Linked DNA regions of Homo sapiens: region 2 is linked to region 1. Evidence: chromatin loops called from intact Hi-C (ENCODE). Cell type or tissue: heart left ventricle. All regions are shown on one strand. Each heading gives the region's core, and the rest is flanking DNA. Links, peaks and the distances in the headings are about the cores only.

The links. Peaks named below come from ENCODE experiments on the same cell type or tissue, not always from the same donor. Only the 100,000 strongest peaks of a DNase experiment are listed, where the experiment ranks them.
Region 2: it touches region 1 in a loop (7-fold over the local background); 2 of 110 quality-filtered maps call a loop at or near these places.

Annotation. Positions count from the first base shown.
Region 1 is chr17:55,843,440-55,848,818 of GRCh38, forward strand. It overlaps a transcript of PCTP not described here. Among named protein-coding and RNA genes, the nearest start is that of PCTP, 95 kb to the left of the region's middle. In heart left ventricle, for the core only: a CTCF peak has its summit at 2,030; a DNase peak (open chromatin) is centred at 2,032; H3K4me3 peaks cover 365 bases.
Region 2 is chr17:56,676,504-56,681,882 of GRCh38, forward strand. No RefSeq gene overlaps it. Among named protein-coding and RNA genes, the nearest start is that of NOG, 85 kb to the left of the region's middle. In heart left ventricle, for the core only: a CTCF peak has its summit at 2,849 (motif pointing left); no DNase peak of the experiment used is centred there; H3K4me3 peaks cover 720 bases; H3K27me3 peaks cover 4,764 bases.

The sequences.
Region 1 (5,379 bases), core at 86-5,085:
GGCATCCTTCCTGCTGCCAGAACAACTTTATGCAGTTCCACGAATAAACCGTGGTGTTTCATGCGGCAGTGTCTTTGCTCGTGATAGTTCCTTTGTCTAGAACATTCTTCCTGCCCTCACTCACCGGACTGGATTTATCTCTTCCTCCGCATAGTTCTTCTAACCTTTCTTTCTCAGTCAGACTGAATAGGGATCTGAGTCCCATAAGACCCCAGGCAAACCTCTCGCATGACTCTTACCAGCTTGAAATGTTAACAGTTGCTCTTTTTGTTTCTTATGCCAAAGACTAAGAATTTCTTGAGAGTAAAATTGAAATGATCTCTTACCCCAGCTTCCAGAATAGAGTAATAGTTCTTAGTATATATAGTGGCTCAATGTATATGTGTGTATATGAAATTAAATTGAAGCACTGAAGGTCTCAAATATTGCAATATCCACAAGGTAATGAATCTGGGAACTTTCTGGCAATCATTACACTAATGTCAGTGACAGAGATGGAGCTCAGAAAGTTATAACTATTATTTTAAGAAGCAATTTTCCAAGGTCAGCAGTTTACCATGAGAGCCTACTGACTTTCTCCCTAACCCACAGGAGACAGATTTGAGAGAGGAAGCGATAAATGGCTTTTCAATTCCATTTACTTCCACAGTTTTTAAACGCTACATCCCCACTGTCTTCATATAAACTCCAACCAGCATAGACATCGTATTATAAATGGAATTATCACCTTGTAACATGGCAGAATAGTTTGTCTTTGATCTAAGATGGACCAGCTAACAACTCTATCTGTGCAAGGCCATTTTGTGTGCAAATTAGAAAGCAGGTGGAATCTGTGTAATTATAGGACACACATCTGGACCTGGCTCCTTTCTTTATGCATCCATTCCATTTGCCCAGGCTCTGGGTCCCCAGCACTGTGTCCTGTGCAAAGCTGACCTCCATTGCTACACTACTGCTTGTCCAAACTTTCCCATCTTGAGGCTCTTTTCAGTGCTTCTGATTCGCCAATCTATTGAACTAATTCCTGTTAAGCTGCCAGTGCCATAGATTCATAGAAGCTTAGAGTTTTAACCCTTGAGGTCAAATGCAGGACCTTCATTTTACAGAGGAGAAATAGAAGATCTGGAGAAGGGGAGGTAGCCAGCCCAAATTCATACCGCGGACAGGCAGAATTATCATTTAGGTTCTCCCTGACATTCCAGTATAGACTCACCGACATAGAATCTAATCCCTGCTCAGCCATTTACTGATATAATTATGGAAAACTTGCTGAAACTCTCAAAGTCTCTGTCCTTGTCCTCTGTAAAATCCAGAAAATGGTAACTTCCACCTCACAGGGTTGTTATAAAGGTTAAATAACAATATATAGACCAGGCGCGGTGGCTCACGCCTAAAATCCCAGCACTTTGGGAGCCCGAGGCGGGTGATCACCTCAGGTCAGGATTGGAGACCAGCCTGACCAACATGGTGAAACCCTGTCTCTACTAGATACAAAAAATTAGCCGGGCTTGGTGGCACATACCTGTAATCCCAGCTACTCGGGAGGCTGAGGCAGGAGAATCCCTTGAACCCGGGAGGCGGAGGTTGCAGTGAACCAAGAATGCGCCATTGCACTCCAGCCTGGGCAACAAGGCCAAAACTCCATCAAAAAAAAAAAAAAAAAAAAAAAAAAAAGACATCTAACACGGTTTTAGCACAGCTTCTGACGTGCACTAAACATTTAATAAATGCTGAACAACTTGGAGCAGGATCTTAGAGGAGATGCTTTAGAGCAGGGTTCCCTTTTAGCCTTCAGCTCAGCCAATAGGTGTTTATTTTGACCACTTCCAGTAATGCACTTTGCTCATAGGTCTTTCAAGATAAACGGAACGTCCCTAATAATTAATGTTTTGGTTATGTGCCCACTTGAGAAGAGATACCACTTCAGCCTCTTCCGTCTCCGTGGTGCAGCCAGGCCCTAGCGTCTCTCCATCCCCGTTCCCCGCGGGCTCCCAGGACGGCGTCCGCGGGCCTCAGCGACTCTGCGGAGGGTTTCCGCGGGATGCTCAAGGGGGCAGTGTGGTCCTGCCGAAGAGGGCCGCCTCGCCTCGAGGAACGCCTTGGCCATTTTCACAGGAAAATGTTTACCCTGGAAATTAAATTATATTTGGGATTTTGGGTTTCCCCTCCCCCACCCCGCCGTGGGAGGTTTCGGAAAGTTACTGTGGTGCCCAGCGCAGTCAGAGGCCTGTCAGCATTTCAGCTCCGCGCGGCGGGCCCTGCGGCCTCCTTCAGCACCTGGGACCCCCGGGACCCCGGGCGTGTGAGGGCCGAGCCCCCCCGTGAGGCCCCTGGCTCCGCACCAGCCCAGCAACACCCCCTCCCCCCATTCTCCCATCTTTAGCCACTTTTGGATCAACAGCTTAGGATGAATTTCAAACTTAAGTTGGATGGTTTGAGAGGGTTGGGGTGTGTGTGTGTGTGTGTGTGTGTGTGTGTGTGTGTGTGTATGTGTGTGTGTTCCCAAATATTACTGAGAAAGTGCTCTTGAAATGCGCCCTGTGTATCCATGGATTCATGCATATTCATAGCCTGTTCCTCTCTGTAGGTTCAGGTTTTTCTTTTCTGTCAAACGAGGCATTAAGTAAATTCTAAGGTCTCCTGCATCTCTGACATTCCAGAGTTCTAGATATATAAGAATAGAGAGGAATCTGTGAAAAAGTCCAACCCTGGGGAACTCCTTCCTTTCTCTGTGGCTTTACACAGTGAAACCATCACCCAATGCTCTTGATAACTTAAAGATGAAAATTTCCTGTTCTCCAGATATCCTGCTCAATTCACCCATCATGTACCACCAAATATAGATTCACTGCACTTTGTCCTGTGTCAGGGACAGGGGTGGCTTCTGCACATAAAGTGGTGAAGAAAACAGGTACACTCCCTGCTCTAATGGGCCTTGAGGATTCGTGGGGATATCGCTGCTACATCAATAATCACACATAAAGGGGGTGAAATTACAAGTAGAGGTGAGCGCTTTGCAGGAAAAGTAAAGGGTAAGATAAAGTGTAAAGAGGATCTAATTTAGCATTAGGGGTCAGGGAAAGGGGAAATGATCTTCTAGCTAAGATATGAAGGACAGGTGGAAGGTGGCCAAGCAGTGTCTGTGTGGTACATCATGTGTAAGAACCAAATTACTGCCATAGAATGGCTGTTTGAGAGTGATAAACCCCCTCTTTTGGCATCCAAGGAAGAAATTAAGTCACTCTAATTCTCAGAGAACACTTATAGCAAAGTCCATGATAGTTCTTATAGGTAGTTATATTGTCAAAGATTCAGAGCCTCTCACAGTGAGAAGAAACCTCAGAGGTCACCTGACTCAAATCTGTTCTGATTTAAAAATCTCCTTCAAAATATGCTATACAATTATCAAGATTCTGCCAGGAGTCTCAGCTACTCAAGAGTCATTTTTCCCACTCTTGACAAGTCATTTTCCTGCCATTGAGTTCTTAGATTCCCATTACTTAGATTTTCCTTGCTAGACTGTAAATTCCATAGGGCAGGAATTTTGTCTTCTTTGTTCAATGGTGTTATCTCAAGTGTCATGAACAGTGATTGCCATGTAGTAGCCTTTCAAAGCACATTTATTGAATGAATTCACTGAGACTAAAATAGGCCTCCCTAGATTTTTGCTCACTGGCCTTAGTTCTGCCCTCTAGAACAACAAAGAACAAACCTAACATCTTATGTAAGGACAGTCTTATGGTCATTTAAAAATAGCCATCATTTTCTGGTTATTCTCTTCTCTCTGTTAAATACTTCCAAGTATGTAGTTTTGAAACTCTCAACATTTTGATCACTATTTGGGATTCAATCTGACATGACCAGTCACCTGATGTGTTTTGGCTCCATGGCCCTACCCAAATTTCATCTTGCTTGTAATCCCCAGGTATTGAGGGAGGGACTTGGTGAGAAGTGATTGGATCAGGGGGGCGTTTCCCCTATATGTTGTTCTGGTGATAGTGAGTGAGTTCTCAGGAGAGGTGACGGTTTTAAGTGTGGCATTTCCTCACTCTTTCTCTCTCTGTCTCCTGCTGCCATGTAAGACATGCTTTGCTTCCTCTTTGCCTTCCACCATGATTGTAAGTTTCCTGAGGCCTCCTCAGCCATGTGGAACTGTGAGTCAGTTAAACCTCCTTTCTTTATAAATTACCTAGTCTCTGGTAGTGTAAGTTCCAGTCTGAAAGCTGGCAGTCTAAAGACTCAAGAAGAGGTGATGTTTCAGTTTGAGTCCAAAGACTAATGTCTCTGTTCAAAGCAGTCAGACAGGAAGAGTTCCCCCTTGTTCAAGGGGGGGTCAGCCTTTTTGTTCTGTTCAGGTCTTCACCTATTGGATGATGTCTATCCATATTAAAACAGAGGGCAATCTACTGTTCAGTCTACCAATTCAAATGTTAATCTCATCTCCAAATAGCCATATCCAGAATAATGTTTTTTGTTTTTGTTTTTGTTTTTGTTTTTTTTTGAGACAGAGCCTCACTCTGTCTCCCAGGCTGGAGTTCAGTGGTGAGATTTCAGCTTACTGCAACCTCCACCTCCCAGGTTCAAGCAATTCTCATGCTTCAGCCTCCTGAGTTGCTGGGACTACAGGTGCATGCCACCACACCCGGCTAATTTTTGCATTTTCTTAGTAGAGACAGGGTTTCGCCATGTTGGCCAGGCTGCTCCTGAACTCTTGACCTCCTCAGCCTCCCCAGTTGCTGAGATTACAGGCGTGAGCCACCGTGCCAGGCCCAGAATAATGTTTGATCAACTATCTGAGCAACCTGCAGCCTAGTCAAGTTGACACATAAAATTAACCATCATATTACCTATCAGACTATCAAAGAAAAGTGTGTGTAAGGAAGCTTTGAAGAATTAACTTACAGTGAGAGATAGTACCTCATAGGTGAGAAGTAGCTAGTGGCATCTTCTGGGAGGAGGGTAATTGGTTGGGTTTGTATACAGGCAGAGGGAGAAGAAAGTTTTACCCTTACTAGGTCCAGAGGAACCTGTGGAACTAATGGCAATCATGAGAGCAGATGGGACAGATTACATTCAGAAAAACTCCTCATGCACTAATAATTTGCTTGAATAATTATTCTTTCTAATACTTACCCCCTCCACAATTTTGCTGTGAACTGGCAGTGAAGGCAGGACCAAAACCCAGAAAGAACTTATTCACTCTCAATCATTCTTTAGGCTTGGAAACTGGCCTTAACCCATTCAATCCAAAGGTGATAACTGTGGCCCAACCCCTTACCAGCTTCAGGATAAAACACTGATAATGAAAGGCAAACCCAGAATCATCAGGGCCTACAGCAACAGAGCTGGAAGTTGGGAATTGTGCTAACCAGAAATGTA
Region 2 (5,379 bases), core at 222-5,221, 830 kb after region 1:
GGGGATGGTTTGGGTTACCAGAACCTCCACAATATGCTGCCCTCACTAACCACAGCCAGAAGGTTTCCAAGCAAAACACAGATAGTGCCCACCTCATCTGTGTCAACTTCCCTGTTTAATTCATGCTTATCTCTTTAAACCCCTTCCCTTTGCAGAAGAGAAACAGATTCAAAGGCATGAGATGACTTGATCAAAGTCAGGGAGACAGAGGCAGAACTTGAGCACAGAACTCTTCACCCCCAGTCCTCTGCTCCTCATCTCCTCTGTAGTTATGCATGCAATTTTTACAGATGCATGCACTGTTTATTCATTCCTTTCTTCCCATGTTCACTCATTCATCAGAAGCCCAAGACTGGACCAATTGTAGACCTTAGAGGTGGAAGTCAGGGCAGTTCAGGTCTTTATGTTGACAATCTCAACTGGGGTAATAGAGAAACACTTATGCTGTTCTTGTCCAAAGATAGCTATGAATCAGCCTTTCTAGCTAGTCTGGCACCCAGTGGTTTATGTCCTGGTGCTGCCACAGGGTGGCTTTCTGGATTTGGTTAGCAGAGAAGAACCTCTCTTCTAAGAGTCTTCAGAGAAAGCGACCAAGTTTGTCCTATCCAAGTATTTGGGATAGTATAGTATAGGTCTGGTTGCTGCATGCAATTTTCCAAGCAGGACACCTCTCCATGCTTGAACTCTGGATAAGACAATTCCAGAGCCCCTTCAGGGCTACCGCTAGGGCTGTCTCAAACTGGATCACTCCCTTGTTTAGGACCCCACTGTAGCTAGTGCATAAGCATTCTTAGGCTTACACATTGCAACTTAGCAGGGTACTTGTCAGTTCTCCCCAGATAGCTCTCTCCTTACTTTACCGTTGAGTATAAATTCTTTAGGGTCAGGTACCAATTTTAATCATCTTTATGTTCCTAGCACATAGCACAGTGCCAGCATCACAGGTGCTCAATAAATGATCAATAAATTAAATTACAATTACTCAGCTAAATAAGAGCCAAGAGAGTAGAAAGTACTTTCTTCGCATATGAAGAGGCAAGGACTTATTGAATCTGGCACCTCAAAGGGTATCGGGACCTAAAAGTGAACAGGGACTACACAGTTAAGTCTAAGAGGGGGAAGTCAAACAAGTGAATGGACAAATACACATCACAGAACAAGGGTATCTAGCCCAACTGGGGAGGTGGAAACATGGATTGAAGCATTTATTCTACCTTTAGAAGTTATTGCACCTCTGCTTTTCACTAGTCACAGAACAGGTCACTCTGACTCATCTATTCTCTCCCTCCTCCTCAACCTGATCAATAGCATCCAGTTGCAGGTAGACCACCTAGGTGTGGAGGTGAAGCCAGGAAATGCAGCTCCTCCTCATCCAATGAAACAGGCCCAGTCAATAACCAGCATAAGATCTAACAGCCGGGAATATTTGTTTGTACAATCAGTCTGGGGCTCAAACCCACAAGTGTAACTGGGAAAATGCCCTAGCCTAGTAGTCTGCCCATCCCCAGGACAGATGCCTAAGGATGGGTAGTCTGTGTTTTGCACAAAGATACCTAGTGGCAAGGTTAAGCAGGGGTAGAAATCCAACCTGCGTTTTAATTGACAAGCCATGTGCCTGACTCAAGGCTGTGTCAGCTCAAGAAAGGCACTATCAGCCTGGCCAAGCTCTGCCCTTATTTCCAGAGGGGGCACGTTGTACTTAAGGATACCCCGTAGGCTGGCAGAGGCCCTGTCTGTGTCACAGCAAAGCAGCTGGTTGGCTGGGGGTGGGATAGAAGGCAACAGCATAAACCAGACAACGGCACCTTCCCAAGCTGGAGAGCTTGGTAGGAGGCCTGGGTGAAGCACCCATGCCAAAGGAACTGAGCTGCAGTGTTCAAAACCCGACTGAGCTGCACTGTGTGCGCACTGAGGGCAGCGCAGGGGGGAATTCAACTCCACCTCAGATATTTCTTATCACGCACACCTCACGGTTAGCTCTGAGCTAAAAACACCGCCTCTAGCCTGGGACAAACCTGAACCTGACCCACACCACCACACCCCCCACCCCCCAAGCCTCTGGCTACCTTCTCCTTTCTAAAAAAATAACCCCCCAGGAAGCGCTCCACGTGCTGCTGGTGCGAGCGCCGGCGCGGCGCACTAAATCATCGCTGGCGTCCACATTTCAAAGCGGAGCCGGAGGAGTGCCGGTGATTTCTGGGTGCCACACCGATCACTCCCAAGCTCTGATCTATGGATTGTTTTGATTTCCTCCTTTGAACTCTTCCTATCCCGCTCCAGCGGCAGACAGAGATACTGAATTAAGCGACAGACAAGTTGGAGACAATGAGCGCCGGGGGCCCCCTCCCTCCCCCGGCTCCCCTCCCCCCTCCTCCCCGAAATTTGCAGACATCTGCTAGCTGGAGCCCAGCGTTGGAGTCATAAAGAAGAGCTGGCAGGAGAGTGATGTACAGCCCTGGGCCCTCCCGAGTGACTGGCGTTAACCTCCAACGGAGAGACGCTCACCCCGTTTACGACGGAGCCCTTTGTTTTACACCACTCAGCAGAGGTGCCTTGGCCATACTGAAGATTTAACCAAATTATAATGAATGATCCTCAGCAGCGCTGTGCCCCTAATTAGAACAAGTCGCACAGACATATTGTCTCCCTGATTTCCTCTGTTCCATTTCTCGCACTCTCTTTCTCTGCTCAGGACACATGGGCCCCATTAAACATTCTAGTATTTAATGTGGTTCCTTTAAATTACTTCTCAAGTTTTCGAGTTCCATTTAGAATTGGATTTTACTCTTTGGACTGTGTTTTTGATTTGGGGCTTTGTACGTTTCGTAACCGCTCTTTTTCTCCACCTAGTGGAGATTTTGGACACCACTTAGTAATACACGCGGCTGCAGGACAGGCAGCCAAGCCTCTGCGGATTGGAAGGTGGTCCACTGGGACCCTCCATTCACTGGAGACTTCTTTTGCACTTCTCCTGGAGGAGAAAGAAGAACTTGATGCAAACATAGGCTGACATTGTCGATTTTATGACCCTCGGTCTGATCACCTCATCCCCATCACAATTAAAGGGGTGAGGACTTTCTAGGTGTATCATAATTTATACTTTTGCTATAAGAGGGAAAAACACTTTCCTTGGCCCATCCTGGAGGTCAGTGTAAAAAGAATATATATTTGAATTCACTTAAGATGATCATGGCCTCAACTCTGTAGAATCCATGTTCTGGAGAAAAGGAGTTTTCGCCTTTAACAAAGCAGATATGAAGACTTACACTTTTTACAGAGGTTGGCAACAAAGACAAATCAAAAGCATGCATCAGGCAGCCCAGTAAGCTGAAATTCTGTCTTTCTTGGTAACTTGTATGTATAAATTTTACCCTATGTGTCTGGATTTAGAAGCACTACATACACACACCCACACCCAGATAGGGATCTAGAGGGAGAGCACTGAAGAGATTCCAGGGGAAGATAGCATCAACCACAGCCGCTGGCTGGGTCTGTGTGAAGACGGATTCCACACCCTTCCTGGGTTCATAAGCAGCAACTAAGAGTTCCTTAGATTAGGAATATTCTGGGGGAAGCCTCTGAGTTGGAAGGGTTTTTTAGATACTCTGGTTCCCCCTACCCCCGCCACCCTATGCCAGGAAGCTCTCTAATACATGCCGGCAGATGTCCACGTGGTCTCTGAAGACAAGACACCTCAACCCCCCAAGACAGCCTGGGGCATCTGAGAGTTGCTCCAAGGCATGCAGTGGAGCCAGAAAGGCAGAAACCCTGAGAATCCATTTGTGCAATCTTGGGGAAGGCATTCAATGTCTGTGATATCTCACTCATTCAACAAGTATTTACCAGGTCATGGTCTAGGTGCTGAAGATACAGCAGGATGCAATTTCTTGATCGTTCCAATTACCTGGATCCATAGCATGGAAATAATAGCTCACCTTACAAATGGGCTCCTGCTTTTGACACTTGTAAGTGGTATACAACTGACACTATTTCTCTTGATTATAATGATCAGAAAGGTTGTCTTTATTTACAGGAAGGTGTATTCCCTATATCTTGCACCCTTTGGTTTTAGTTCTACCTCAGCTTCTTCCTCAATGGCATGCATCTCTCTCACAAATCCTGTTTGCATTTCCAGGCAGAATGTTCTCTGATCCTTCAGCCTCTCCTCACACCACATAATTTCTTGAACTTTCTTCATCTTAAGCAGTCTATCTCTGAGCACACTCTGATTCATCAATGCCATTCCCAAAATCTGATGCCCCAAATTGAATATGATACTCCAGATATCATCTGACTAAAAATATAATGAGAACACTCCTTCCCATGAGTACAGAAGATTTCTCTGAATACTTCTGTCTCTTGTTGCATTGGATTGTTAGCAATCATATCACACTCTTGGCTTATTCTGAGCTGGTGGTCATGGAAAAGCCTCAGATATTTTTCACGTGATTTCCTGCCAAGGCGATGAGCCCTCCTCTGGTTTTTTTGTCGCTTGTTTTTTGCATGTAAATGCCAGACTTTCCATTCAGGCCTGTTCAGTTGTGTCTTATTGTTTTTGACCCAACATTCCAACCTGTCAGGACCACTCTGGGCCCTCATTCTGTCACCTCTGGTATTAACTCTCCCTCTCAGATGTGTGACATCTACACCTTTGATCAGTTTGCCTCCTGAATTTTCATCTAATGATAAATCAGACAGGATCAAGGTTAGAGCTGCTGGCACTTTGTAAGAAACCTCCTTGAAGGTTGATATCCATTGTCATGAGTTGGACCCATGCACCTTCAAGAAGCAAGGAGCAGGAACCTGGAGCAGGACTCTATGCACACCCACTCCTATGACTTCCTTTGACTTCCCTCTGATCCCGCCTTCCTCTTCCTCCCTCCTGAAATCCATGTCTTTGTCTGCATCCTCCTCTCTAGGTCTTCTCCATGATCTTTCTCACTTCTACCCCCATCCTGTGTCCACCTGATCCACGCTGCTTAACCCTTGGTCCCTGGGTGACAGGTCTGGGGTTTGCTGGCACTAGTCCTGCCCATTTCTAGACTATTTCACCCAGAGTGTCAGACTTTCGCTCCCAGCCAAGCCCTTGGCCCAGGCCAATGTGTGACTTCTCTCCCTACCACCCTGATGGGGCTCAGCACCTGGTCTGTGACATCCATTCAATACTCAACACTCTTTGGATTCAGCTGTTGAGACAGCTGCAAATACACAAAACCACTGCTCTCATCCAACCCACATTTCACCATCTTAACCACAAGGAAACCATGAGAGAAACTGTTAACCCTAAGCTGAAATCAAGACCTGCAATGTTTATGGCAGACACCTGATTCACAAACATAGTAACTTTATCAAAAAAGGAAATGAGGTTACTTTGGAATA